2 separate regions of the Homo sapiens genome follow, and region 2 is linked to region 1. Evidence: read pairs that join two places in POLR2A ChIA-PET (ENCODE). Cell type or tissue: MCF 10A. All regions are shown on one strand. Links, peaks and the distances in the headings refer to the core of each region. The heading gives the core; the rest is flanking DNA. Region 1 overlaps CMBL (carboxymethylenebutenolidase homolog). Region 2 overlaps ANKRD33B (ankyrin repeat domain 33B).

Region 1 (12,660 bases), core at 5,418-10,417:
AGGACGGTGATGGTGAGAGGGCGGGAATGGTCAAGTGTGGACAGATTTTACGGCAGAGCCACTCAGTTCTGCTGACAGATTGTATCTGTGGGGACATCAGACAAAAGGAGGAGTCCGTGATGACTACAAGGGTTCCTGCCTAAGAAACTGGAGGATGGAGTGTGTTTAAATGAGAAGGGATGTGGGAAGAGCTGGTTTGAGGAGATAAGGACTTCAGTTTGGGGCATATTAAGGCTGAGGTATCTATTACACATCCCAGAGAAAAGCTGGGTAACACGATAGAAGTTCAAGGGCCAGGGGCCCAAGCTAAAACGAAAACTTTGAGAGTGATGTGAGTATACAGCTGACCCTCATTGTTTGCAGATCCTGTATTGATGAATTCATCTACTTGCTGATTTTTTTTTTTTTTTGAGACAGAGACTCGCTCTGGTTGCCCAGGCTGGAGCGTAGTGGCATGATCTTGGCTCACTGCAACCTCCACCTTCTGGGTTCAAGCGATTCTCCTGCCTCAGCCTCCCTAATAGCTAGGATTACAGGTGCCCGCCACCATGCCTGGTTAATTTTTGTATTTTTAATAGAGACGGGGTTTCACCATGTTGGCCAGGCTGGTCTCAAACTCCTGACCTCGGGTGATCCCGCCCACCTTGGCCTCCCAAAGTGCTGGGATTACAGATGTGAGCCACTGTGCCTGGCCATACCTGCTGAATGTATTTTGTAACCTCACCGTCATTCATGGACATTCGAAAAATGTGAACTGTCAATGTCCACATTCCCAGCTGAGGACACACAGGGTGCAATAGACTGAATGTGTCCCCAAAAAGTCAGATGTTGAAACCCTAATTCCAGTGGAATGATATTTGGAGGTAGGGTCTTTGGAAGGCAAGTAGTTCACAAGTGCAGAGCCCTCAAGAATGGGATGAGTGCCTTATATAAGGGGCCCAGAGAGCTGGCTTCCCTTCTTTCTGCTGGGTGAGAACACAGCCAGAAGATGACCATCTGCAAACCAGAAACAGGCCCTCAGCAGACATTGGATCTGCCAGCGCCTCGATCTTGGACTTTCCAGCCTCCAGAACTGTGAGAAATGTTTGTTGTTGAAGCCACGTTTGTTAGAGCAGCCCAACTGCCCACAACACTCTGCTTCTCATTTGAGCTCTCACAGTGTAAACAAGTGTCCTTTGCATGGTCTTAGTGCACATTTTTGTGCTTTTTGAGGGGTTGATTTTGCTGTTTAAAAGGGCCCCGCACTTAGTGCTCACATGCTATCTAGCATTGCTAAGCACGGGAAGGCTGTGATGTGCCTTATGGAGAAAATGCGAGTATTGGAGAAGCTTTGTTCAGGCACGAGTTACAGTCCTGTTGGCCATGAGCTTCCTGTTAATGAGTCAACAATATATATTAGAATGGTATCTTCCACAAAAACACACATAAAACCAGGGTTATGTATGGGTCAACTGAGGAAACCGCTGTGACCAGGCCACAGGTTTACAGGAAGCTAACCTTGTATTTTCCCCAGGAGGAATGGTTTAGGATTTGCTAACTCAGTGTTTGTAGGGACTTTACTACTACAAATACCAAGAATGACTGTATGTGGGTTTGGTTTGTTTGTTTGAGACACAGTCTCACTCTGTCCCCTAGGCTGGAGTGCAGTGGCACAATCTCGGCTCACTACAACCTCCACCTACCAGTTTCAAGCAATTCTCCTGCCTCAGCCTCCCAAGTAGCTGGTACTACAGGCGAGCACCACCATACCTGGCTAATTTTTGTATTTTTGGTAGAGATGGGTTTTCACCATGTTGGCCAGGCTGGTCTCAAACTCCTGACCTCAGGTGATCCACTGTGCCGGGCCTGTAGGTGATATTTAAACTTTAAGAATGAATGACATCCTTCAGGGAATAATGGTGGATGAAGAAAAGAGAAATCTAGAAGACTGAGCCCTGGGGTCCTTCAACACTAACACTTCAGGGAGATGGGAAGGAATCAGCGAGTGAGGAATGAGCCTGAGAAGGAACAGCCAGTGACGGGGGAGGAAGACCCCAAGTGTGGTGTCCTGGACCCAAGTGAAGAATGGGTGTTGAGGGGAGAACAATGAATGCTGAGTGTTGCCCTCCGCGTTTGGCAAAGTGAAGGTCATTGGTGACCTCCACAAGGACAGGCTTGGACGAGGGCATGGGTGACAGCATAATCATAGTGGGCTTAAAAGAAACTGAGAGGAGACTGGGCGCGGTGGCTCACGCCTGTAATCCCAGCACTTTAAGAGGCCAAAGTGGGTGGGTTGCTTGAGGCCTGGAGTTCAAAACCAGCCTGGCCAACATGGTAAAAACCCGTCTCTACTAAAAATACAAAAATTAGCCAGGCGTGGTGGCACATGCCTATAATCCCAGCTACTTGGGACGCTGAGGCAGGAGAACTGCTTGAACCTGGGAAGCGGAGGTTGCAGTGAACCGAGATCACGCCATTGCACTGCAGCCTAGGCAATAGAGTGAGACTCCATCTCAAAAAAAAAAAAGAGAGAGAGAGAGAGAATGAGAGAGGAGAGAACTAAAGAGAGTGAACACAGAAAACTCTTAGAAGACTTTTGACAGAAAAAGGAGCAAAGAGGCCGGGCGTGGTGGCTCACACCTGTAATCCCAGCACTTTGGGAGACGGAGGCAGGTGGATCACTTGAGGTCAGGAGTTCGACACCAGCCTGACCAACATGGGGAAACCCCGTCTCTACTAAAAATACAAAAATTAGCCAGGCAGGGTGGTGGATGCCTATTATCCCAGATACTTGGGAGGCTGAGGCAGGAGAATCGCTTGAACCGGGAAGCAGAGGTTAGAGTGAGCTGAGATCGCACCATTTCACTCCAGCCCGGACAAGAAGATCGAAACTCTATCTCAAAAAAAAAAAAAAAAAAGAGCAAAGAGACTGTGCAAAAGATGGAGGGAAGACACAGGGATGAGCCTTTTTTTTTTAAAGTGGAAGAAATCTCAGCCTATTTGTACGTGGATGAGAATGATACCATAGAAAGGAAAACAAACAAAACACAATCAATGACCCCGGGAGAGAGGGAACTGGAGAGTGTGACAGGAGGGTCTGGCGCATAGCAGAGGAGCTGCCTTCTTTGGCAGCGTGGACAGTCCTCACGCACCCAAGGGAGGCTGAGGACGTGGACACAGACACAGGTGGTGGTGGGTGTGGGGCGGGAGAGTGTGGATGCTCCCTGTTGGCATCTGTTTGCTCACAGAACTGAGAAGCAGAGTCAGCAGCTCAGGGTGAGAGGCGGGACGAGGGCTGGGGAGAGGATAAGCAGGAAAACAGGGGACCAGCGAGAAGTACGTATGGCTGTTTCCTCCAGCCAGGTCCAGCAGTGGGAACAGGCGAAGAGCAGGCGCAGAGCAGGCAGAGAGAGGGGGTCAGATACAATGGGCTCTGTAGTCATGAGAGGGGGCAGGAGGGACCTGTGGGGGGAGGAGGGACTGGCCATCAATGGGGCACGGCTGCAGCACTGAGCTACCCAGGTAAGAAAACAAATCACCATGGATCCCCACATACCCCAGTGCGTGGCTAGAAATCTAAGTAGGAAAGGCGAAATTTCAACAATCAGAAGGAAATACTGAATACTTTTTTCTTGTACTTTGGAATAAGGCAGAATTTCTTAAATTTGACCCAAAAAACATAAACCATAAAGAAAAGGATTATAAATCCCATTTCATGGTAACCAATTTAAAAAAAAAGGAAAGACAACTGCAGAAAACTGAATACTAAGTGGATATTTGATGAAATTGCAAATTATTGTGAATTTTGGCAGGGGAAGATGATGGCATTGCAGCCATGTGTTTTTGAGTCCTTGTCTTTCATAGATGCATCATGATATCATGATGTACCCACAGATGACATGACCAGAGGTCTGGGATTTACTTCAGAATAGCCCCATTTGGGCTGAGTGCGGTGGCTCACACCTGTAATCCCAGCACTCTGGGAGGCCAAGGCTGGTGGATCACCTGAGGTCAGGAGTTCGAGAGCAGCCTGGCCAACATGGCAAAACCCCGTTTCTACTAAAAATACAAAAATTAGCCAGGCATGGTGGTGAGCGCCTGTAATCCCAGCTACTCCGGAGGCTGAGGCATGAGAATCACTGGAATCCAGGAGGCAAAGGCTGCAGTCAGACGAGATCGCGCCACTGCACTCCAGCCTGGGCGACAGAGCAAGACTCCATCTCAAAAAACAAACAAACAAAAACCCAAAATAGCTCCATGTGGGGTAGGGTGGACAAGGTGTCCACGTGCTGATGGTGGTGCAGCTGGAGTGTCCTGTGTACTAATCTCTCTACTTTTATATATGCTTGAGATTTTCCATGACAAAAAGCTCTTAAAATTGCATTAATAAGATAGTAACTAAGATGAAAGATTAATAAGATAATGATTAACATTAATATCAAGATAAAAGTCTCCATAAACAAAGTGAGAAAACAAGATAGACTAGGAGAAGGTATTATTTTAGGAACAGAGGACTTAGTGTCTAGATAAAATATATAAAGAATTCTTATAAGTCACCAAGAAAAAGACAACCCAATAGAAAAATTCATATGAATGGGCAATTTACAAAAAAGTACACCTGAATGGCCCATAAACATATGAACAGATATTCAACCTCACTGTTCTTAAGGAAACTATAATAAAAACAAGAATGAAATACTATTTTCCATCTTGCAGATTGGCAAAAGTCTGTTAACACAGAGATGATGGTACACTTGTAGGGAAATGGGAGGGCATGTGAAATGATACAAACCCTGGAAGGAGTCTAGCAAAGTTAAAGAAGCAGATGCCCCGCACCCTAGATATCCCACCACTAGATGTTTCCCTAGAGAAATTCATGTCACATGTGGTGGGACATGGTGGCTCATGCCTGTAATCCCAGCACTTTGGGAGGCCAAGGCCGGGGGGATCATTTGAGCCCAGGAGTTCGAGACCATCCTGGGCAACATGGTAAAACCCCATCTCTCCAAAAAAAAAAAAAAGCAGAAAAATTAGCCAGGCATGGTGGTGTGTGCACCTGTGGTCCCAGCTACTCAGGAGGCTGAGGTGGAAGGATTGCTTGAGCCCAGGAGGTCAAGACTGCACCACTGCACTCCAGGCTTGGTGTTAAGAGTGAGACCCTATCTAAAAAAAAGAGAGAGAGAGAGAGAAATTTGCACATGCCCACACAGGCACATGCAGTGATTATGGAAAAATGTTCTTGGCACCACTAATATGATGACAACACCTGGAACCAATCTAATTGACCATCAACAGGAGAATGAATAAACTGTAATTTATTGATTGATGTAGGTTGAATTGTATTCCCCCAAAATACATGTTTAAGTCCTATCCCCCACTCCCCGTGCATGTGACCTTAACTAGACACAGGGTCCTTGCAGATGTCCTGTAGTTAAGATGAGGTCATACTGGAGTACAGTAGACCATAAATCCAATGACTGGTGTCCTTCTAAGGAGGGGAAAACGTGGACAAAGACACAACAGACGCACAGAAGAGAAGGCCGTGTGAAGATGGAGGTGGAGATGGGAAGGATGCACCTGCAAGCCAAGGATTGCTGGCCCCCCACCAGACGCTGGAATAGGCAAGGAAGGGCTCTCCTTTACAGGTTTCAGAAAGAGCAGAGCCCTGCTGACACTTTCAATTTGGACTCCTGGCCTCCAGAACTATGAGGCACTGTGTTGCTTTAAGTCACCCAGTATCTGGTAATGTTATGGCAGCCCTAGAAAACAAATACATTCATAAAAAGAATATTACACAACAGTTCGATGAACAGGCTGCACCTGTAATTTATCAATATAATAAATCTCCAGACCCGCATGGTGGCTCAGGCCTGTAATCCCAGCACTTTGAGAGGTCGAGGCATGGTCATAGCTTGAGGCCAGGAGTATGAGACCAGCATGAGCAACATAGGGAGACCCCGTCTCTACAAAAAAATTTTTTTAATTAGCCGGGCATGGTGGCATGCACCTGTAGTCCCAGCTACTCAGAAGACTGAAAGGAGGATCACTTGAACCCAAGAATTCAAGGCTGCAGTAAGCTATGATCATGCCACTACACTCCAGTCTGGGCAACAAAGAGAGACATTTTTATTTTTATTTTTATTTATTTATTTTTTATATATTTATTTATATATATTTATATTTTTTATATATTTATTTTTATTTAAAAATAGAAATACAAAACTTGAAAAATCTCAAAGACATAATGCTATGTAAAAAGACATAGCATTTTGATTCTAAATAACAACCAAAAAACATACATTTTGATGCTAAATAAATAACAACCAAAAATATACATTTTATTCATAAATATACTGTAGGAAAAGTATCACGCATGAGAATGAATTATCACCATTAGGACAATTGGTTACCGGGAAGAGAGGGGAGAAAAAATGGAGATCGTGGGCTTTATTATGTTTTATTTCCCTAAAAAGTTTTGATTTGAAGTATATAGGGCAAAAGGGTATTATCTTTCAAATATGGGTGATGTGAAAGGGTGGCTGTTATATAATTCCCTTCACATTACTGAATATTCTTAGTGTTTCATAATTAGAAATAAAGTAATTAGATTTTGAGAAGAAAGAAATTAATAACTAGTTATCCAATCAAGGACAACTGGACTGTAGTTTTCTTGGTTTGGTTTTCATAAGCTACATTATAGAACTATAATTAGTAAGACTCAATAATTCAACATTGTCATTTGACACCATTTCAGAAAAACTCTCAAGCCATGTTTCCCTCTGCTCTCACAATACAGCGATCATCAACACCATGACCAAAGGTAAGGGGTGGGGGCGCGTGGGGCAGTGAGGGCTCAGTTCCAAGACTGCCCCACCCCTCAGACACAAGCAGCAAGTTCAGGCCTGTAGAGCTTTCTTTTTTTCTTTTTCTTTTCGGGTTTTTTTTTTTTTGGAGACGGAGTCTCGCTCTCTCACCCAGGCTGGATTGCAGTGCACGATCTCCGCTCACTGCAAACTCCGCCTCCCAGGTTCAAGCGATTCTCCTGCCTCAGCCTCCCAAGTAGCTGGGACTACAGGTGCCCGCCACTATGCCCGGCTAATTTTTATATTTTTAGTAGAGACGGGGTTTCACCATGTTCGCCAGGCTGGTCTGGGCTGACTTCTTATCTGGGCTGACTTCTTATCTGGGCTGTTTGTTGGCTATGAGGACCTAGGGATCACAGAAAATCCTGGCCATTCCAGGAAGCCTCTAATCTGAATGTTTTTACTTTATTTTCAGTTGACATCCATTTTGCAAAAGGAATGCTTACAGCCAGGCGAGCAGCCCTCTAGGCTGATCCTGCAAGGTTATTCTCCTACAGGAGACGCCCGTGTGTGTCGAAGGCTGGACTCCTGCCCAGACCCTCCACGTGGGCACAGCAGCCAGGCCACGCCTTGTGCCAGGGGCCAAGTCCACAATGGGCAGGGCGAACAGTTTCTACCCTGGCAAGTCTCAGGGAACATACCCTTGACTCTCAACTAACTGTACTATATTTTCTGTATATACCTTTCAGGATTTTAGCTTCCTCCTGCAAATGCACTGTAAACCAAAAATAAAATTCCAAGCATCCCAACTAACTGAATGGACCTCTCCTCTTGGCCAAGGCGATTCCAAAGAAACCTGTAAAACTAATTCAGGCCATGACAGGAAGGAGGGGCTAGGCTCAGTGGCTCATGCCTATAATTCAGCACATTGGAAGGCCAAGGCTGGTGGATCACTTGAGGCAAGGATCCAAGACCAGCCTGGCCAACATGGCAAAACCTTGTCTCTACTAAAAAAAAAAAAAAAAAATTAGCCAGGCATGGTGGTGCATACCTGTAATCCCAGCTACTTGGGCGGCTGAGGCAGGAGAATCGCTTGAACCCAGGAGGTTGCAGCGAGACTCTGTCTCAAAAAAAAAAAAAAGACAGGAAGGAGGAGTCCAACATACCTCATTATTCCCTCCTCCATTGAAGTTCAGGCACAAATGACCAGCATTAACATTCAAACAGAGGTCTCAAGACTGACGAAACAGACTTTTTGTAGAAATAAGGTATGAAATTCCAACCTGACTCAAATACAGCATCCAAGGATATAGACAGCAGGCCCTGAAACAAATCAAGTATTTTACCCCAAAATATTTTTGACATATTTTGAAAGGGCCCTGCAAAGCTATCTCTTGTAGGGGAAACTTACATTCTGTAGAGAATCCCCTTCCCTTTCCAGGTCTCTTTCTGATCCTGAAAAGATTACCTGAGAGTCTGGCAGCTTTTAAAGGTCTGAACAGAAAACATTTGCTATCTATTGCCTCTAAGGGTAGCCATCTATGAGACTTCACCTACATAATAAGAACTTTGGTCTCCCAAACCTCTTATCTTAACCCAGACCCTCCTTTCTATTGATTCCAGGTCTTTCATTATTAATTTAACTCTTTCAACCAAGCACCAATCAGAAAACCTTTGAATCCCCCTGTGACCTGTAAGCTACCACCCTGACCCTGCCATCCCCGATCTTTGAGTTGTCCCACCTTTCCAGACTGAACCAATGTATACCTCACATGTATTGATCGAGTTCCTATGTCTCCCTAAATGTATAAAACCAAGCTGTAACTCAGCCACCTTGGGCACATGTTCTCAGGCCCTCTGGGGGCTGTGTCATGGGTCATGGTCCTCACATTTGGCTCAGAATAAACCTCTTCAAACATTTTACAGAGTTTGACTTCCTTCTGTCAACAACACATGTATTTATTAAAAGATAATTTTCAGAAAGAAGTAAAACCATCACTCTTCAACAGATATAAAAACAAACAACATTGAGGATTGTACTCTACTTGAACGACAGGAAAAAACTAACAGATGTTCTAACAGGCTTGAAGGAAAATCAAAAGAGCACAAATGCAGCACTGGAAAGTGTAAACTAAAAACTCTAAGCCCCCAACCAACTGACTGGATCATCTCTTCACCAAGGAGACCCCAGAATAACCTTAAAAACTGAGTTATTGGCCATACAACTCAGTTATATAGTTATGGGTTGGGGGATCACACACCTCTCATTATCCGCTCCTGACTCACTAATCACCATGAGGCTTTCTTTTCTAAAGGCTAAACAGAAACTAGCCTCTTCAAACAACCCCACACTGATATCACCCAGCCGCATGACACTGCCCTCCTTTTTGCCTGATAACAAAACACCAACCATGACATGGTTCTGGCCTGTCTACAGAGGGTGCACAGTAAGGATTTTTGTGTCCTCTGCTTCAGCTTTTAACAACAGAGGGCCAAAAATACCACCCTTGGATCATGCTAACGCAGTCATTTTTTGAACATGGCTCCCATGAAGAGGCAAAAAGCTCAATTGCCCACGTACACGGTTCTCCTTCAAAAATATTCATGGCTGAGAACAGTGGCTCATGCCTATACTCCCAACACTTTGGGAGGCCAAGACAGGAGGATCACTTGAGTCCAGGAGTTCAAGACCTGCCTGGGCAACACAGGGAGACCCCATCTCTACAAAAAAAAAAAAAATTAGAAAATTAGCCAGGCTTGGTGGCACACACCTGTGGTCCCAGCCTTTTAGGAGGCTGAGCTAGGAGGAGCACTTGGGCCCAGGAGGTCAAGACTGCAGTGAGCCAATGATCATGCCACTGCACTCCAGCCTGGGGGAGTGAATGAAACCCTGTCTCAAAAGTATTAGCTAATCCATTATTTTAAAAATTCATAACCCCTCCTATAGCTTATTGAATCTGTGTGTTTGGCCACACTGTTCAGCACAGATCCCTGTACTATTCTTCCCACACTGGAAGGGTCTGTTTCCAGCTTCTGGCCAGAGACTACACTTCCCAGCCTGTCAGAATGGCCGCTTTGCGGGCTGCAACACTTTATGAGAAATAAAGCTCTCTTTTTCCAAATTTATGAAACTCATCATTCTTTAGTTGACAAAAGAAATGTTGAGATGAATTGCAAATGAAGACAAAATATCTTTTTGGCCAAACGCAGTGGCTCACACCTGTAATCCCAGCACTTTGGGAAGCTGAGGCAAGAGGATTGCTTGAGGCTGGGAGTTAGAGACCAGCCTAGACAACATGTTTTTTTTTTAACTTTTTTCCACAGGAGGGGAAAGAGTCCATTAATTCTGCATGGAAACGGGATAGAATTTACAGATCTATCAGATCTGCCACTTACTCCTAAAAATGGCTCAAGTACAATGAATGGAGCTGGAATCAGACAGCCCACAGGGCGTGCTATAGACATGGGTACTTTTCCACTGAGGCACTTTTTACAAATGATGAGGTCCTTTATTGTGAGTAAGAAGGTTTCCTTTTCCTCCTGTGCTGGGGCAGGACTGTGTGTCTGAGATGCATGACAGAGTCCTCGTTACACATGCTGTCAATAAAGGCTTTTCTGTATCATGGCAGATGTGTTTGGGGCCACCTTCTGGTCATCCCCAGGTCAGTTCTGTGGTCTCCACTGGTGACGTCTCTGGAAATCAGGACGCTTTTCCTAGCTCTGTGGAGTGCCCTGCAGGACACCCTGGTGGCCATGTTCGTCGGCAATGCCCACACTGGCCACCACCAGCACAAATGCATGATTCCCCATAGACATTGCTGCAAGGTGCTGCATATGTGTGAATGACTTCTATGTGATGGTATGCACAGGAGAGGAGCATATGGAATTGGAATTTGCAGATCAAATACTCAACAGTGATCCCCATGGGTTTTGATGTGTAATTTTCCAGAGAGATTTGCTTGTGTGAGGCAGAGCTGGAGGGGCCACAGGAGTCACTCTGTAGGGGTGAAGGAGCCTCACTCTGCCTAACACAAGCATGTCCCTCTGGAAAATTACACATCAAAACCCATGGGGATCACTGTTGAGTGTTTTTTGTTTTTTGTTTTTTGTTTTTTTTGAGACGGAGTCTCACTCTGTTGCCCAGGCTGGAGTGCAATGGTGCAATCTCCGCTCACTGCAACCTCTGCCCCACTGGTTCAAACGATATTCCTGCCACAGCCTCCTGAGTAGCTGGGATTATAGGCACATGCCACCACGCCTGGCTAATTTTTGTATTTTAGTAGAGACTGGGTTTCACCATGTTGGCCAGGCTGGTCTCAAACTCCTGACTTCAGGATACATCCACCTCGGCCTCCCAAAGTGCTAGGATTACAGGCATGAGCCACTGTGCCCAATCTTACAGTTGAGTGTTTGATCTGCAAATTCCAAGGGTATGCTCCTCTCCTGCGTGTACCTTCACAAGGCACTCCTTTACTCCGTATACATTTGCACTTCTTGACTTCTTTTTTGAACCAGTTACAACATCTGCCTATTTCTCTCTTTAATGAATAAAATAAAATATTTATCACTTTTATATCTGTATAAAAGTCACGATTTCACCTTTGGCTGAAAATTATCTTTTAACAATGTAATCAAACATTCCCTTTCTAACACTGGCAGTCAGACAGGTAAGAGAGGTGATAAAGTATGGTGAGGGTGTGGTTTTCCTGATTTCACGCCCTAAGGATTCAAATAACTCACAAGTCAGACTTCCAGGCACAACGCAGTTCTCCAACAGAAATAGAGAAAACAGATTTTGACAAGCAAAAGGGACTGGTGCAGTTGGGATTATAACAAGCAGGGAAGTCTAGGAATACATCTCCAGCCTCCTGGGAGAGCCTGAGCCCGGAGGGGGCAGAGAGGAGGAGGAGGGAGGTCTGGGGGAAGAGAGGTCTGCAAAGTAGGGGAAGGGAAGGCCAGGAGGGAGGGAGGCGCAGCGGGGAGGAGAGGAGAGAAGGGAGGAATACATTTCTGGAAGCTTTAGAAATTTAGAAATAGAAACCACGTGGAAGTGCATCCAGGGCTCAGGGTTACAGAGGACCCCAAGACAACACAGGAAAGTGGGGTCTAATGGGAAAGGCAGGAGGTTTCTCCTTTACTGCTTAAACATTGTAGGAACTTGCATGGCAAGTGATTTTCAATCTTGCAGCAGGGAAGGCAGGGCCAGTACTTATCCTTAGATGATTCTACAAACATCAAACTTCTCCAAATATTTATTTTTCAGCAGCCATGCTTGTATTTTCCAAGTGTCTATGGTCGAGATAGCATGAATTAGGAAGCTACCTGGATGAGCCCACAATGGCCCTCTTAGACATGCCAACGACGCCCCTGCAGAATCTGCTTTTTCTCTGGCTGTTCCTAGGCCTGGATAGGGTTCCCAGGCCTGGACAGGATTCCCCGGATACCGGCGAGGCTCATTACTAACCACTTTATTTTAAATGGGCTTTGAAAACAACAGGTGGCATCTTCCATCAGCAAGTGGACATAAATCTCAGTGCCCAGTGTTTCCAAGGCCTGCCCGACCCACATGGCTGTGGGGTGTAAACTGTCCAGTCGTTCCTGGCACACCTACCCAGCATTTAGGATGTCCCACTCTTAGATCCATAGACCCAGCACCTCTCTTCTTAATACCCACCCTAAAGAAAAGCTGTCGAATGTGGATGCTGATTTAGTTGCAAATATGCTCAGTTTTTTAATAGTTTTATATTAGTAAAAACGCTACAACCAGAATGTCTCACTGCAGGAAGAGAGTTACAAGGAGTATTTAACGGCATGGTGGAAAGGCTCCTCCGTGCTAAATGGCCAAAACGAACGCAAGTTTGCATACGGTGTGATTTCC
Region 2 (16,379 bases), core at 5,597-10,596, 290 kb after region 1:
CCGGGCCTCCCAAAGTGCTGGGATTACAGGCGCGAGCCACCGCGCCCGACCTGTCCCTGCTTTTTGAACATGATTCAAGTATCGTGCCCTGTTGCCAGTTACATATACTATTTTGAAAATTCTTAAAAATAGGATAGGTCTCAGCACTGTGGACATTTTGGTTCTAATAATCCTTTGCTGTGGGAACCCGTCCTGTGCATGGCAAGGTGCTGAGTAGCATCCCTGGCCCCTGCCCACTGGATGCCAGCACCAGTGCCTTCCCCTCTGTGACAATGAAAGTCTCCAGACATTGCCAGTTTCTCCTGTTGAAGTCACTGGAATAGGGATAGAGACTGAAGGGAGTAAGATTGTTGGAGTTGTGAACCTGAGTGCCTTCTTACCTGGAAGGATCTGTGGTATTTGGCACGCCTCGCTGCTCTCTCCTGCCTCTTCCTCACCAAGAGTTTTGTCAGGTGTTTTTTACAGTTAAAGAATTTATGTACTTTGGTAGGAAAATTGTGTTTACCAGCCCTTCCAACAGGCGGTCCTATTCTGTAAGATGGAAAATACCTATAATTAGAATTCCTGGCTCTGTAAATGCTTCTCTCTTTGTGATTTGGAGTGTTTGTTGTTGTTTGAATCTTAACATTTGACTGTATTTTTCTCTTGGAGTTGTAATAAGACAAGGGAGCTTTTAAAAGTGTAATCTGAGGAGATTAACCCCAGGAGGCATGAAATATCCCTCCGAAGATCACAGTCGGTCTTTCGAGGACATCCTGCCACGTTTACCCAGTGCCCGGCGTGAGCAGCCTAGAAGACGAGTGGTGGCAGCTGCCACCTGCCCGGTGAAAATGTAATTGACAGGAAATTAATGAGGGGCCAGAGATGACTGTTTTATGCCTAACAGAACCACATGACACGTGTTTTACCAAGAAATCATACATTTGGCTTTGATTTTCAAAGTGATTTTTATGAACTAATAACACTTCAAGCAGGCACTTTCTCTGTTGGAATTCTCCCTTTAAAAAGAACTGTCAGCTGGGGGCGGTGGCTTATGCGTGTAATCCCAGAACTTCGGGAGGCTGAAGTGGGCTGATCACTTGAGCTTGGGAGTTCAAGACCAGTCTGGGCAACATAGTAAGACCCTGTCTCTACAAAAAATGCAAAAATTAGCCAGATGTGGGGGTACATGCCTATAGTCCTAGCTACTTTGGAGGCTGAGGCAGGAGGATCACTTGAGCTGGAAAGTTGAAGCTGCAGTGAGCCATGATCATGCCACTGCATTCCAGCCTGGGAGACAGAGCAAGACCCTGTCTCAAAAAAATAATAAAAAAAAAAGAAATGTCACAAAACAATTTGCATTAAATAAGCCTCTTGATTCAGCATGAAGTTGCCTCTTTTTCAGTTTAATGTATTTATTTATTTAGCAAATATTTATTGGACAGGGGTACCTGTGCCAGGCGCTGTTCTAGGGGACAGAATGCCAGACAGAAATGGAGATTGCTGCTGAAGTGGAGCTTACGTGATTTTGGGGGTGAGAAACAATAACAAGCTCAAATACATGCACCTCTTCTCAGGAGGGAGCAAGTGCTCAGGAGATGGGATAAGGTAGGCAGGGAAAGGGTTTTGCAGCACTGGGCTGGTGCTGAAAATTTCCGTCCTCGTTGAGGAAGGAACCTTTGAGTAAAGACCTGGAAGGAAGTGAAAGTCTTGCTGTTTGGAGGTCTAGGAAAGAGCCTTCCAGGCTGGTGGAGCAGGTGGTAGAGCTGGAATGTTCTAGAAGAGCCAGAGGTCAGAGGGACTACAGCAGAGCACCATGGGGAGAGGGCAGGAGATGAGGTCAGAAGTGACCAGTGCTTTACTCACAAAGGGAAGGACAGACTTGGGTAAGGAGAGCTGGAGGGGAAGGAAGAAGACCCAACTCCAGTGGTAAGTGAGAGCTCTGCTGGCGTCGTGTTGAAGTTTGGTCCTCTTTGAAGTGGACACAGTCTTCCAGGGCAGATCTTCTTAGGCTCTGGTTGTGGTGAGCTCGTCTCTTACATTGTGCTTACTTAGATCAATGCCTTTTCAGTGTTTGTTTAAATCAACAAGTGTTTTCCTGGATGCCTACAGAGCTGGAACCTGAGGTCCCCTAAACATTGTCCTTGATGGACAAATCCATATTTGGGATGCTGATCTGTGGTCCTTAACTTAGACGTCTTAGGTCTGACTTCGAGTCTCCACAGTCATTTCCATTTGACAAAGGGAGTTTAAGCATGTGATTAGATGGGGTCTGTGGAGCATGTGGCTTTGCTTGTTCTAGGGAAAAGAAACGCACTGAGAAACACCTGGAATTAGAAAGCACTTCCTGGGTGTTTGTGGCTTCCTCTGTCAGCCCTGGAGATGTGGCTGCCCAAAGGCCTGTGTGGCTAACAGGTGTGCTGGAGATGTCTGGATTGTAGCCTTGCTGGGAGCCCTCATGAAAGACAATGCCCGGGCCCAGGTGTTTGATGGGTTACCATGCTGGGTGAGGGCGCTGTGCCAATGGCATAAAGCATGGGGTCATGGGGTCATGGCCTCATGGCCATGGGGTCATGCGTAAAGCAGAGCTGTGGGTCCAGGGTCTGACAGATGGGACTCACTGCAGGGCCCCTCCTCTCTGTCCTCACCTGAAGCAGTTGCATCCATCAGTCCTTCGCCCATCCCAGAGTTTTGGTGATGGCTTCCCTGTGCCAGGCTTTCCGCAGGAGACTGGAGGCCAAGACAAGTACAAGCCACGGGGCTCTATCATCAAGGACCCAACAGGCAGCAACATAGGCTGTGGTGAAGACCCTGAATTCTATGTTCTTGTGGGTCTTGGGAGTTTCTCTGTTGTCTCTGCTCCATGCTAATTGCATAGCATTTCTTTCTTCCATTATGTAACACCGAGAAATACAGTCATCCTTCAGGACACGTGAGGAATTTGTTCCAGGACTCCCCCACCTATACCCAAATCTGCATATACTCAAGTCCCACAATCCGCTTTGTGGAGCCCCTGTATACAGAGTCAGCCCTCTGTAGGTGGATTTCACTTCCCACGATTTGGTTGAAAAAAATCTACCTATAAGTGTACTCTGACAGTTCAAGAGTTGTTTAAGGTTCAACTGTAACACAGCCCTATATGAAGAAGAAAGAAAAGGCTGGTGTTGGTGCCACAGCCAGTGGCTCTCTACTTGATTGGAAGTTCTTGTTTAGACCTGATACACTGTGAGAATACGATGTGCGTTGGGTTCTTGTAACTGTGTGTGTGTGTGTGTGTGTGTGTGTGTGTGTGTGTGTGTGTGTGTGTATACTGCTTTCTTCTCTTTATTTTCCATACAGTTTATAAGAGGACATTCAGACCAACAAACAGTTCTCATCTTCAGTCTTTTAGTGCTGAATAAGTTTTGCTGTGTGGCATCTTAATGCGCAATTTAGGAAATTGCTCTTGGTATCTTGCAGTCACAGCCAGATTCAATTGGTGAGGGATCTTTCCAGTGCAAACATGGCCTTTTCCAATACATTTACATATTCTGGGACATTACTCATTTGTTTCCTGGCTTTTAACAGCACTGCAAATATGGGCCTTTTCTGAAACATTTACATAGACCAGGACATTATTATTCATGTGTTGCCTGGCTTTTAAATCAACAGCAGTATTTACTTAGCTAAGAAATTGGGAGACTCTTTAGCCTACTGAATTTAAAAAAGCAGTGAAGTGTTGGGGGTATGTGAAGTTTTCATTGTGGGAGAGTGTTTCCAATTTTAGTGATTTTATTTATTATTTATTTATTTATTTATTTATTTTGAGATGGAGTCTCGCTCTGTCGCCCAAGCTGGAATGCAGTTGTGCGATCTTGGCTCACTGCAACCTCTGTCTCCTGGGTTCAAGCAATTCTCCCACCTCAGCCTCCCAAGTAGCTGGGATTACAGACGCCCGCCACCATGCCCGGCTGATTTTTGTATTTTTAGTAGAGATGGGGTTTCACCATGTTGGCCAGGTTGATCTCGAACTCCTGACCTGAAGTGATCTGCCTGGCTAATTTTTGTATTTTTAGTAATGACGGGGTTTCACCATGTTGGCCAGACATGTCTTGAACTCCTGACCTCAAGTGATCCGCCTGCTTCAGCTTCCCAAAGTGCTGGGATTACAGATGTGAACCACCACACCCGGCCAGATTTTAGTGATGTTAAAGATCTTTCTGAGTAGAGTTACTTTATTTTCACTGTGAATGATCACATTCACAACATGATCCTTATTCTTTTACTCGGACAACATTGAATAGTAATATTTATTAGGTATTTTATTATTCTTCTGATACAATTTTTTTTTTTTTGGTGTGGAAAATGAAAAAAAAAAGAGAAGTACAAAGAAAAAAACAAAAACCAGTCACCTGTATTCCCAGTACCTGGAGCTAATGATAGTGAATTTTTCGGTGTTCTTTTCTGACTTGTGCTGTGAAATATATATGCTCTGCCAGATTAGCTATCTGTAAAGTTATCTATCTATAAATAAAGTTTTGAGTCCTGGTTTATTCACTTGTAGGGGTATTTCTATATTAGAAATACTTCAGAATCTTGATTTTAAAAATCCAACTTCTGCATATATCATAGTTTATTCAGTAATTTTGGGTCTTTTTTGTTTCTGAAATTTTTTGTGATATAAATAATGCTCTGATGTATGAATGTCTAAATACGTCTCTTATTGGCTCTCTGGGCAGTTCTGTTTAGATCAATTCCAAGAAGGTATATTATTGGTATGTTATTATTGTACCCAGTTTTCCTTCCACCAACAGGGTATGAAATTGCCTGTTTCACTATATCCTCATGACACTGAATGTTAATTATCAAAAATGTTGAAACGGCTTTGCTGATCTTCAAAATATTAAGTCATGCATACTTATTGTAAAATATTCAGATAACATAAAAAGGTAAAATGCCAAAGATGATAAAAAAGTGACTGCGAATTCATGATCTAGGCATACTTATGTATTTGAGGTATAACTTTAGCGACATTTAATATAATACGGTACTTATAATCTTTTTTCCTTAGCACCTTCATGAGGGCACCTTTCTTTGCCAGCAAATACATGTCGTTTTTAATGACCACAATGTACTCTTTCTGGATATGTTCGTTTCTTTAACCTGTGGCTTCCTAGTGGACATTGAGGTTATTTCTGGTTTGCAGATTAGTAACAACACAGAGATTTGCACATCTTTGTACAGAAACCTACTGACTCTCTTAGGAAATTGTTAGATTTTGTTTCGATCTGTGGAGTAAGTTCTCTTATTTTTGAAAGTAAATGTGCCTTTCCCTAAGGTAGGATTAGACTTTCCTCCCCATAACATCACACTTGGCCATGTCACTTGCTCTGGCCAATTCAGTGAGAAGTGACTTGTGTAACTTTTGGCCAGAAGTTTTAAAATCCAGCGTATGATTTGCCATATCCTTTTTCCCCTCTTCCGGGCAACCCACAATTTTCCAGGTAGAGTTTTCTCCATCAGCCTGAGTCTTGCAAGGGAAAACAATGTGGAAAAAAGCTGCATGCCAACCATGTGGCATGAGCAGGAAGCAGACGTTTGTCGTATGCCATTGGGATGTGGAGATTGCTTGTTCTGCTGCACAGTCTAACTCAGCCTGAGTGCATATTAGCTAGTGGCTCCCTAGAGAGAGTGAACTTGCTTATTGTCATCACTTATGCATATGAATACTGCCTCAGCGTCCATCTGCTTGTCCTGTTCCCAGCTTGTCATGCTTGACTAACATATTTTGAGGCAGTCTTCACGCAGCTCCTGTTTTCATGTTCTGGGTAGATAAGACCCCATACCCTGAGCTGCTTGACCACATTACTTCTGCTTTAAGCCTCGGGAACCTGATAAGGTAACCCCCGAGTTCCTGTGCTGAGTCTCGTGCTTCCTTCAAATGAACTAATCCAACCGTGCTGTGGGAAACCCACCTAGGTAACCCCATAAAGGATCCAACCCACAGGCCCCTCCGTTTCTCGTTCCCCACCTGCTGGTCGAAGGAGCAGGTCCTGGATGGCTCCTCCCCTCTTCTCTTTGGTCTTGCCAGGGGTGCTGTCCTCTTCCTTCCAGACCTGTGAGTAGTAAACTTGATTCATTTTGCAGTCTGAGTGTCCCTCACTGTGCTGCACCTGACTACACCAAGCCTCACCATCTCACTTAACATTACAACACTGAAGCTTTCTAGCAAGGTAAGGGAGTACATTTCCTTCTACACTTTGCCAACACCAATTAATTTGACTCTGTTTACTCTTTTCCAACTTGTCAAAAAATGACACCTCACTTTTATTTGTGCATTTTTGTTGATTAGTGAGGCTGAGACATATTTCATATCACATGTTTACTAGCCCTTTGTATTTCTTTCTTTGAACTAATTTACCAATTCCTTTGTCAATTTTTTGATTAGTCTGTCTTATCTTCTTGAGGTCTAAGGATTTTTTTACATATGCTAAAGTTATTATATTCTGCCTTCTTTTTCTAATTTGTCATTTAAAAAATCTTGTTTGGGGTTTATAGAGTTTCCTGAATATGCGGCTTGATATCTCTTGTCAGTTTTGGAAAATTCTCTGCCATTATCTTGTCAAATATTGTTTTTGTTCCAATCCCTTTTTCTTCCTATCCTGTGACACCAAATTCACACACATTAGACCTTTTATACCATGCTGCCTGTGTATGTTATGCTTTTCTTCCTATCTTTTAAATCTTTTTTTTTTTTAATTTTCTGGGCATTTTTGATTAAACTTATCTTTTGATTCACTAATCATATCTTTACCCTAATCTACTATTTAATTGCTTTTTACATTCTTAATTTCAATTATGCTGTATTTCTAAAATTTTTGATTCTTTATTGATTCTAGTTCTGTAATAAAGTTCCTCATTTGTCATTATTTGCTTTTACATATTAGTTATTTTAAAGCTTGATCGTTCTAATTTCTGGATCTTCTGGGGATGTTTTCTATTTTCTGTTTTTCTCTTGGCCCTGTCTCCTGATACATCTGGTAATTTTTGGAATGCTAGACATTGTGTATGAAAATTGAAGTAGCACTAGATTGTGTTATCTTGTCCAGGGAGGATTTAGTTTGCTTCTGGCAGACAGAGTGGGACAGAAGATTGCAGTCTAGGTTGTAGTTTTTATAAGATCTGGCCTCTTTCTGGCCTGTCTTGTAGGATATAGCCCTTTTGGCTTCCTATAGAAATATGGCCTGGGCAGATCATGAATACCACTTTTGTCTCCTTAACCCAAGCTTATCCAACCCCTGGCCTGCGGGCCACATGAGGCCCAGGATGACTTTGAATGCAGCCCAACACAAATTTGTAGACTTTCTTAAAATATTTTGAGATGCGCGCGCGCGCGCGCGCGTGTGTGTGTGTGTGTGTGTTTTCAGCCAGTGTTAGTGTTAGTATATTTTATGTGTGGCCCAAGACAATTCTTCTTCCATTGAGGTCCAGGGAAGCCAAAAGATTGGATACCCCTCCCTGCAAACCCTCGAGAGTATGACCAACTCTGCTTAGCTCCTCCTACCCTTCACTACTGCTCTCTGCTTGGTTTCTCAGCACCCAGCCTTACTCAGCAAATGCCCTTAGGGAAAGCCATGAGAATGGAAGCTTATCTCAGGATTTCCGCCTTCTTTCTGGAATACAATCAGGCCTGCAAGTCCTGGTCGTCTTGGAAACTGGATGCCTCCAAATGGATATTTAGGGAAAAAAAGTATTCAGTTGTTCTCAGGGGAAAAGTGCCTCTGATTGAAGCCAGTTTCTCAGAGCTGAAAGTGAGAGTCCCTGTCATTTGCCTTTTTACTTTCTTTACACTGTTTTGCTGAGAAGGTTTAAATTTTTATACAGTCAGATGTATCTATTTCTTTATGGTTTCCGGCCTTGCTCTATTGCTTCAAAATGCTGTTTCTAAGCCAGGTTTATAGAAATAGTCATCTACATTTTTTTTAGTGGTTTTTTTTTTTTTTTGAGATGGAGTCTCATTCGGTTGCCCAGGCTGGAGTGCAGTGGCACCATGTGGGCTCCCTGCAACCTCCCCCTCCCAGTTTCAAGCAATTCTCCTGCCTCAGCCTCCTGAGTAGCTGGGACAACAGGTGCGTGCCACCATGCCTGGCTAATTTTTTTTGTACTTTTGGTAGAGACAGGATTTCACCATATTGGCCAGGCTAGTCTCGAACGCCTGACCTCTTGATCTGCCACCCTTGGCCTCCCAGAGTGCTGTCCCGCACCGAGCCTTTTTAGTGTTTTTATGATTGAATATTTAATGATTCATTTCAGCCTGAGATGTGAGATAAAGATCCAACCTTATTTTTTTTCCGTATGACTGGGACTTTTGTCCAGAACTATTAATGAATTCATCTTTTGTGAAGATCTGAAATGTAATATTTATTGTTAAGCATATGGTGTCTCATTAATATTTTAATTTACATTATTTTGCTTACTAGTAAGATTATGTATATTTTACATGTATTTACTGGCTTTTTGCTATTTTTTGGTTTTTCTACTCATTCCTTTACCCTTGAAAAATTGTACTCTTGGTGTATTTATGCTGATATTCAATATAATATTTCTGTTTAAATCATTCTGTGAATGTCACTAATCTTGATTGCTTTTTCATTTTTCTTTCAATTTTACTTATAATTTTGATATAAGGGAATATTGTATTTATATAGTAACTTACATTGTATATTTATTGTTATCTTATTATTTTTAGCTTTTGAATCTCTTTTCTCCATCAGTAAACTATTTTAGGATATAAGTATGTATGTATGTATGTATATATATTATACCCTTGACTTTTTAGTCCTTTTGTATTATCTTTTGATTTTATGGTGTGTGTGTGTGTGTGTGTGTGTGTTTACTGCTCAGTAATCAACTTTTCCAGCAATGTTGGTTGAGTCATCCATCACTGCCCAGATTGCTCCTTTAACACATGTTCCCCTTTAAAGACAGGGTCTTATTTTGGGCCATCTGCTTTATTTTCTTCTCACCAATTTGTGGGAAAACTTTATTCTTGTTAGTATTCTACTTTCCTTGTCTCTTATTTTTGTTAAACAGAGCATATATGTGATAGAAAATAGAATCCTGGCTGGGCGCGGTGGCGCCCATGCCTGTAATCCCAGCACTTTGGGAGGCCAGGGCGGGCGGATCACCTGAGGTCAGGAGTTTAAGACTAGCCTGGCCAACATGGTGAAACCCCATCTCTACTAAAAAAAAAAAAAAAAAAAAAAAAAAATTAGGTGGACGTGGTGGCGGCTGTAATCCCAGCTACTTGGAAGGCTGAGCATGAGAATCGCTTGAACCCGGGAGGTGGAGGTTGCAATGAGCTGAGCTGAGATTGCACCACTGCACTCCAGCCTGGGCAACAGAGTGAGACTCTGTCAAAAAAAAAAAAAGAAGAAGAAAAAGAAAAGAAAATAGAATCCTGCAGATGAGCTTGCAGTGAGAGACCCCAGGCTTCTTGGCCACCTGTCTGCTCCTCAGAGCTGTCTCTTGCCACTGTTCCCACTTTCATTTCATCTGGCAGTCCCCTCCCTGCCAGTTGCAACCTGCTCATCATAGCTACTCTTGGTTTGTCCATTTGAGGCAGTGGAGATGATTGTGTGCAATGGTAGTGGAGTTTTTTGCTGACTTGCCCTTTTCACCCCTCTGATCAGACCCATCCACCCATCCTTTTTCATATGTATTCTTTTAGTTTCTTATATATGTTATTTCAACCCCAGTTCCTTCTCCATCAATTCTAGCTGGTATTTCCTGACTTCTCCTCTGTTAGGTAAGGACCTTCCTAACCTTTTCCCACCACCCCGTATCCACCCCTCATATTGTCTTCGCTAGCTTTCCACTTACGAGACTAGTAACATTTTCTTGGATCTTAATTATGCTTATTATTTCAACTTTATCTATAGTTTGATTCTAAAAGTAGAAAACAACTAACCCTTATATTATAACACTACAGCTATTATTAGTTGAGTCAACTGGCATAATAGGACTCTCTTTTTTTCTGTGCAGTAACATATTTTAAATTATTATCGCAGATAATATATTTTGCTCTGTTTACTTTTTTTTAAAGCATTAGCTATTAACTCTTTTAAGAAAAAACAAAATAAAGCAAAAACCTGTACCATCAATGAATGTACGACCCCATCTGCAATGACAGAATACTTTCCTCCCCTTTAGACACTGGATATTTGAGTGGGGAGCTTCTCAAAGGGGTCATCTACACATTTGTTGTATGACATTTACTTTTTAGTGCCTTAACTTGCCTTGTACTGTACCTCACCTCTGTCTCAGTCGACACCCTACCCTGCTCATCCCAACCCCACCCTGGGTCAACCTCCTGTTCACCATGACTCCAGCCCAACTCCTCCAACCCTAGCTCACCTCCAGAGCTCTGAGTCTTCACCTCTCCAGCCTCTCTCCAACCTCTTCTCCTCCCGGGCAGGGGGGCTAACATCAGACCCCGACTCAATGACCCACTCACTCCCCAACCCCTCACCCTGGCTCAACTTCCCTGACCCTGGCTCACCTGGATCCCCATTCCAGCACAACCCCCACCCCTCTCAACTCACTTACCCTCACCCCCTCATGAACCCTCTGCCATTTAAGGATAGTTCATCTCCTTTTCTGCTGCAAGACTACTCTTGGCTGTTGAGCTACAGTTTTTTCAGACCCAAGGCCTGTGCTGTCTCTGAGCCGAATTCTGGTCCCGTGGCAAGGCAGAACCTGTCCCAGAGTCTCTGCAGTGAGCAAAGCCTAGAGACTCAACAGCGAGGAGTAACCACATGTGGGAGCTGTCAGCTCACGGGGATTTTCTCTCCTCTCCAAGGGCAGGAATTCTCTTCATTGTCACAGACCTATTCCTTATTTAAAGCTTTTTTTCACTCTTATTCAGGGAGGGATGTTTAAAGAGATCATGTATTTATTGATTGATTGATCTCCAATACTGCAGAAAATATGCATTTTAAAAACACACATCCTTCTTTTTTTTTTTTTTTTTTTTTTTGAGACAGGGTTTCTTGCTCTTGTTGCCCAGGCTGGAGTGCAATGCCCACCACAACCTCCGCTTGCCGGGTTCAAGCGATTCTCCTGCCTCAGGCTCCTGAGGAGCTGGGATTACAGGCATGCGCCACCACGCCCGGCTAATTTTTGTATTTTTAGTAGAGACAGGGTTTCTCCATGTTGGTGAGACTGGTTTTGAACTCCCAACCTCAGCTGATCTGCCCTCCTCGGCCTCCCAAAGTGCTGGGATTACAGGTGTGAACCACCACGCCCAGCCAAAAACACATTCTTCTTTCTACTTGTTATTCCCTTCGTGCATGCACTCATCCCCATGCATGCCGAGGGCACATGTTCTGGAAGGCCCCTGGGAGCCACATGGGGTTCACGACCTCAAAACTGAAGCCCTCAGAGGGTATTTGATTCATTAGGTGGGGTAAGACATGAACCTAAGAAGAACGACTCCTTGAAAGAAAATGAGGTAACAGGAAAGGAATTCACTGATACATGTCAGGAACCCAGAGCTGCCTGCGATGTGGGTGGGATTCGGCACTGGGAAACCTTGTGTGTGGGTCCTTCGGGGAAAGTGGGAGTTGACTGCCGTTGAGCGGGTAGGAAAGTGCCTTCCAGGTACAGGCAGCAGGAGTGGTGATTGTCTTGGTAGAGGATGGGTGAACTGCAAATAGAGTTGAAGGAGCTGGGCTGAGTAGTTGGGATTTCACTCCCCGGGTGATTGGTGGGACCCAGCAGGGCCAGTCCTGGGCTTTTCCTATGGCAAGTAACTCAAGAGCTGCAGGAGCAGATGTTGTTAAGCAGAGAGGAAACACCAAACATGGATCCCTATCTCTAGCGAGTGTGCCCTGTGACTGTGGAGGGTGGAGGGGAGTCACGCCAGAGGGAGGTGCTGTGTTGGGGCCAGACCGGAGGGTTACATCCTGAGCAGGAGAGGAGGGAGGAGGCCAGGTGGAGGAGCGGCCTGGGGGACATAGGTGGTTGTGGTGCTAGATTGGCAGTGGATTTTTTTCTGAAGGCTGCCGTAACAAATGACCACAAAGTAGGTGGCTTAAACATCAGAAATTGATTCTCTCACAATTCTGGGGGGCAGATGTCTGAAGTCCAGGTGACAGCAGGGCCACGCTCCCTCTGGCAGAGCTGGGAATTCTGCGGTCTGTGACAGCATCGCTCCAATCTCTCTCTGTCCTCATCTGTCCTCTGCACATCTGTGTCTCAAATCTCCAGGATGATCTCATCTTAGGATCCTTAATTATGATCTATAAAGATGCTATTTCCCAACAGAGTCTCATTCACAGCGACCGGGGTTAGGATGTGGACATGTCTTTTCTGGGCGATACATTTCAACCTACTACAGGCAGTTACCTGAAGGAGTAACTGAAGGAGAGGGGTTCAGAATCCTCCAGTGGGGCCTGATGGGCAGAGGAGAGACTTGGACACCCTTAAGAGACGAAATGAATCTTCAGAGGTTCAGCCATTGCTTGCAATGTCATCTTCTGGGCTCATCCCTGCACTCCAACCCTGGACATTTTCTCTGGTCTTTTCTAGTGGCCACCATCTGGATGATTACGACTCTGGAAATCTCTGTCCATCATCCATTTTTTTGCCTCCTCTGTGAACGAGCAGGTGTGATGGCCTGAAAACAGAGAGGGAGAAGGCTGAGTGTACCAGGGCAGGGGAAGCGCTTCCTGGAATTACGTGTCCCAGGACAAAAGTGAAACTGCCTTCGCTGACTCATAGGAAAGTTTGAAAATATCATGTTTCGCCTATGCCTGGGGGATCTTTGTTTTTGGCATAAGCCGAACAGATTGTTCCAGGCCAGAAAAAAACTAAGCCAAACCAAAACAACAGAATGACTTAATTATGTACCAGCACCCTTTAAAATTAATTATGCTTGCTTTCTTTTTGTCCCCCTCAACTTTTAGTTTAAGTTCTGAGGCACATGTGCAGGATGTGCAGGTTTGTTACACAGGCAGTGTGCCATGCCCATTGTGGTTTGCTGCACAGATCAACCCATCAGCTAGGTATTAAGTGCAGAATTCTTTAGCTATTCTTCCTGATGCTCTCCTGCCTCACACCCCCTGATAAGCCCCTGTGTGCATTGATCCCCAACTGTGTGTCCATGTGTTCTCATCGTTCAGCTCCCACTTATAAGTGAGAACATGCAGTGTTTGTTTTTCTGTTTCTGCATTAGTTTGCCAAGGATAATGCCTTCCAGCACCATCCATGTTCCTGCAAAGGACATGGTCTTGTTCCTTTTTATGGCTGCATAGTATTCCATGGTATATAAGATTATGTAAAGAGATCGAACCTACAACTGATTGGCGTACCTGAAAGACATGGGGAGAATGGAACCAATTTGGAAAACATAATTCAGGATATCATTTGTGAGAACTTCCCCAACCTAGTAAGACAGGCCAACATTTAAATTCAGGAAATGCAGAGAAACCCAGTAAGATGCTCCATGAGACCATCAACCCCAAGACACATCATCATCAGATTCTCCAAGGTTGAAATGAAAGAAAAAATGTTAAGGGCAGCCAGAGAGAAAGGCCAGGTTACCCACAAAGAGAATCCCGTCAGACTAACAGTGGACCTCTCAGCAGAAACCCCACAAGCCAGAAGAGATTGGGGGACAATATTCAACATTCTTAAAGAAAAAAAAATTCCAACTCAGTTTCATATCCAGCCAATCTAAGTATTCATAAGTGAAGGAGAAATAAGATCCTTTTCAGAAAAGCAAATGCTGAGGGAATTTGTCACCATCAGGCCTGGCTTGCAAGAGCTCCTGAAGGTAGCACTAAATATGGAAAGGAAAAAAACACTCCCAGCCACAACACACTGAAGTACACAGACAAGTGACACTATGAGGCAACAACATAAACAACTCTGCAAATAACCAGCTAGCATCGTGATGACAGGATCAGACTCACACATAGCAATATTATCCTTAAATGTAAATTGGCTGAATGTCCCAATTAAAAGACACAGAATAGCAAGCTGGGTAAAGAGTTAAGACCCATCAGTGTGCTTTCTTCAAGAGACTCATCTCACATGCAAAGACACATGTAGGCTGAAAATGAAGGGATGGAGGAAAATTTACCAAGCAAGGGGAAAACAGGAAAAAGCAGGGAGTGCAATTCTAGTTTCTGACAAAACAGGCTTTAAACCAACAAAGATAAAAAAAGACAAAGAAGGGCATTACATAATGGTAAAGGAGTCGATTCAACAAGAAGAGCTAACTATCCTAAATATATATGCACCCAATACAGGGGCACCCAGATTCATGAGGCAAATTTGTAGAGACCTACAAAGAGACTTAGACTCCCACACAATAATAATGGGAGACTTTAACACCCCACTGACAATATTAGATCATCAAGACAGAAAATTAACAAATATTCAGGACCTGAACTCAGCTCTGGATCAAGCAGACCTCATAGATATCTCCAGGACTCTCCACCCTAAAACAACAGAATATACATTCCTCTCATCACTACATGGCACTTACTCTAAAGTTGCTCACATAATCAGAAGTAAAACACTCCTCAGCAAATGCAGAAGAACTGAAATCATAACAAACAGTCTCTCAGACCACAGCACAAACTAATTATGCTTTCTAATGTGAACCTCTAATTCTTGGTTATATCTTGTACATACATGTGTTTTTTTCTTTTAGTTTTGGATTTCTGGACCTTGACATGTTTACCAGGAGTACTAGATTTTCTTGCTATGTTCCTTTTCTTGGCATATGACTTTGATCCTTCTGAGGGGTTGGAGTCAGAAGCCAATTACCACTACTTTTTCCTGCCTCCTCCCACATCCAGATGTCTGTTCTCCAGCCTCCATCTCTTCTAAGTTTGCCTTCTCCTCTCAGTACCTGGATGTGACCACCCCATTCAGTGGCGTCATCTCTACCTAGTGACTCCTAGGAGACTTTTGAGTATTTTCTGACTTCTAGCCTGCCCCTTCTAGCACTCTCAATGCCTTGTTGCGTTTTAACCATATTTTATATTTTGTTTTTTGTTTTTTTTTGAGATGGAGTCTTGCTCTGTTGCCCAGGCTGCAGTGCAATGGCACAATCTCGGCTCATGGCAACCTCTGCCTCCTGGGTTCAAGCGATTCTCCTGCCTCAGTCTCCCAGGTAGCTGGGATTACAGGCATGCACCACCATGCCTGGCTAATTTTTGTATTTTTTGTAGAGATGGAGTTTCACCATGTTAGCCAGCCTGGTCTCGAACACCTGACCTCAGATCATCCATCCGCCTCGGCCTCCCAAAGTGCTGGGATTATAGGCGTGAGTCACTGTGTCTGGCCATGATTTTTGTTTTGTTTTGTTTTGCTTTTAATTAAAAAAATTTTTTTTAATGTTTAGAGACAGAGTCTTACTATGTTGCACAGACTGGTCTTGGAACTCCTGGGCTCTAGCAATCCTCCCATCTCAGCCTCCCAAAGTTCTGGGATTGCAGGCATTAGCTACTACACCTGGCCAATCATATTTTATGTTAATAATACTTGGTTAGCCAGGCATGGTGGCTCATGTCCGTAATCCCAACACTTTGGGAGGCTGAGGCAGGTGAATCACTTGAGCCCAGAAGTTTGAGACCAGCCTGAGCAACACAGAGAAATCCTGTCTTAAAGAAAAAATAAAAAAATACTCTGTTGAGGTATAATTGACATATGATAAAGTACAGAAATTCTAAGTGAACAGCCGTATGATTTTGACAAATATATACACCTGTGCAGTCATCCCCCTACTCAAGATATAGAGCATTTCCATCACCATAGTAAGTTTCCTCTTGCTCCTTTCTACTCAGTCCCTGTCTCATCAGAGGCAAAGACCTGTTGTTCAGATTTCTGTCACCATGGATTAGTTTAGCCAGTATTGAAAATTCAGTGGAATCACACAGTGTGCGCTCTGGTGCCTGGATTCTTTCACTCAACATAATGGTTTTGAGATTTAGCCATGTTGTGTGTACCACTAGGTTGCTTTTTTTTTTCTTTCCATAGTTAACAACTTTATTGACAATTCATCCATTAAAGTATACAACTTGATAGTTTGGGGCATATTCCATTATTAATTTTTAAAATTGTGGTGAAATATATATAACATAAAATTGTTCATTTTAACCATTGTAACCAGTGTACAGTTCAGTGGCATTTGCAATGTTGTGCAAACATTATCACTATTTCCAAAATGTTTTTATCATCCCTCTCCCCCCAGTCCCTCTTCCTCCTCCTACCCTCTTCCCCTCAGCCCCTGATAACCTCTAACCTATTTTCTGCCTTTATGAATTTGCCTATCCTACATATTTGCATAAATAGAATCATACAATATTTGTCTTTTTGTATATGGGTAATATCACTTAGCATGATAT

Evidence for each region. Peaks named below come from ENCODE experiments on the same cell type or tissue, not always from the same donor. Only the 100,000 strongest peaks of a DNase experiment are listed, where the experiment ranks them.
Region 2: POLR2A ChIA-PET joins it to region 1 with 6 read pairs; 3 of 35 experiments call an interaction of 5 or more read pairs at or near these places.

The regions. Positions count from the first base shown.
Region 1 is chr5:10,294,691-10,307,350 of GRCh38, forward strand. The region is part of intron 1 of CMBL (carboxymethylenebutenolidase homolog); the gene reads right to left. Among named protein-coding and RNA genes, the nearest start is that of CMBL, 6.9 kb to the right of the region's middle. RefSeq lists a silencer at 5,466-5,642 and an enhancer at 12,490-12,660. In MCF 10A, for the core only: no CTCF peak of the experiment used is centred there; DNase peaks (open chromatin) are centred at 6,821 and 7,381.
Region 2 is chr5:10,583,249-10,599,627 of GRCh38, forward strand. All of the region lies in intron 1 of ANKRD33B (ankyrin repeat domain 33B), which reads left to right. Among named protein-coding and RNA genes, the nearest start is that of ANKRD33B, 27 kb to the left of the region's middle. RefSeq lists a silencer at 5,649-5,943 and enhancers at 5,649-5,943, 11,964-13,163, 12,391-12,450. In MCF 10A, for the core only: no CTCF peak of the experiment used is centred there; a DNase peak (open chromatin) is centred at 7,573.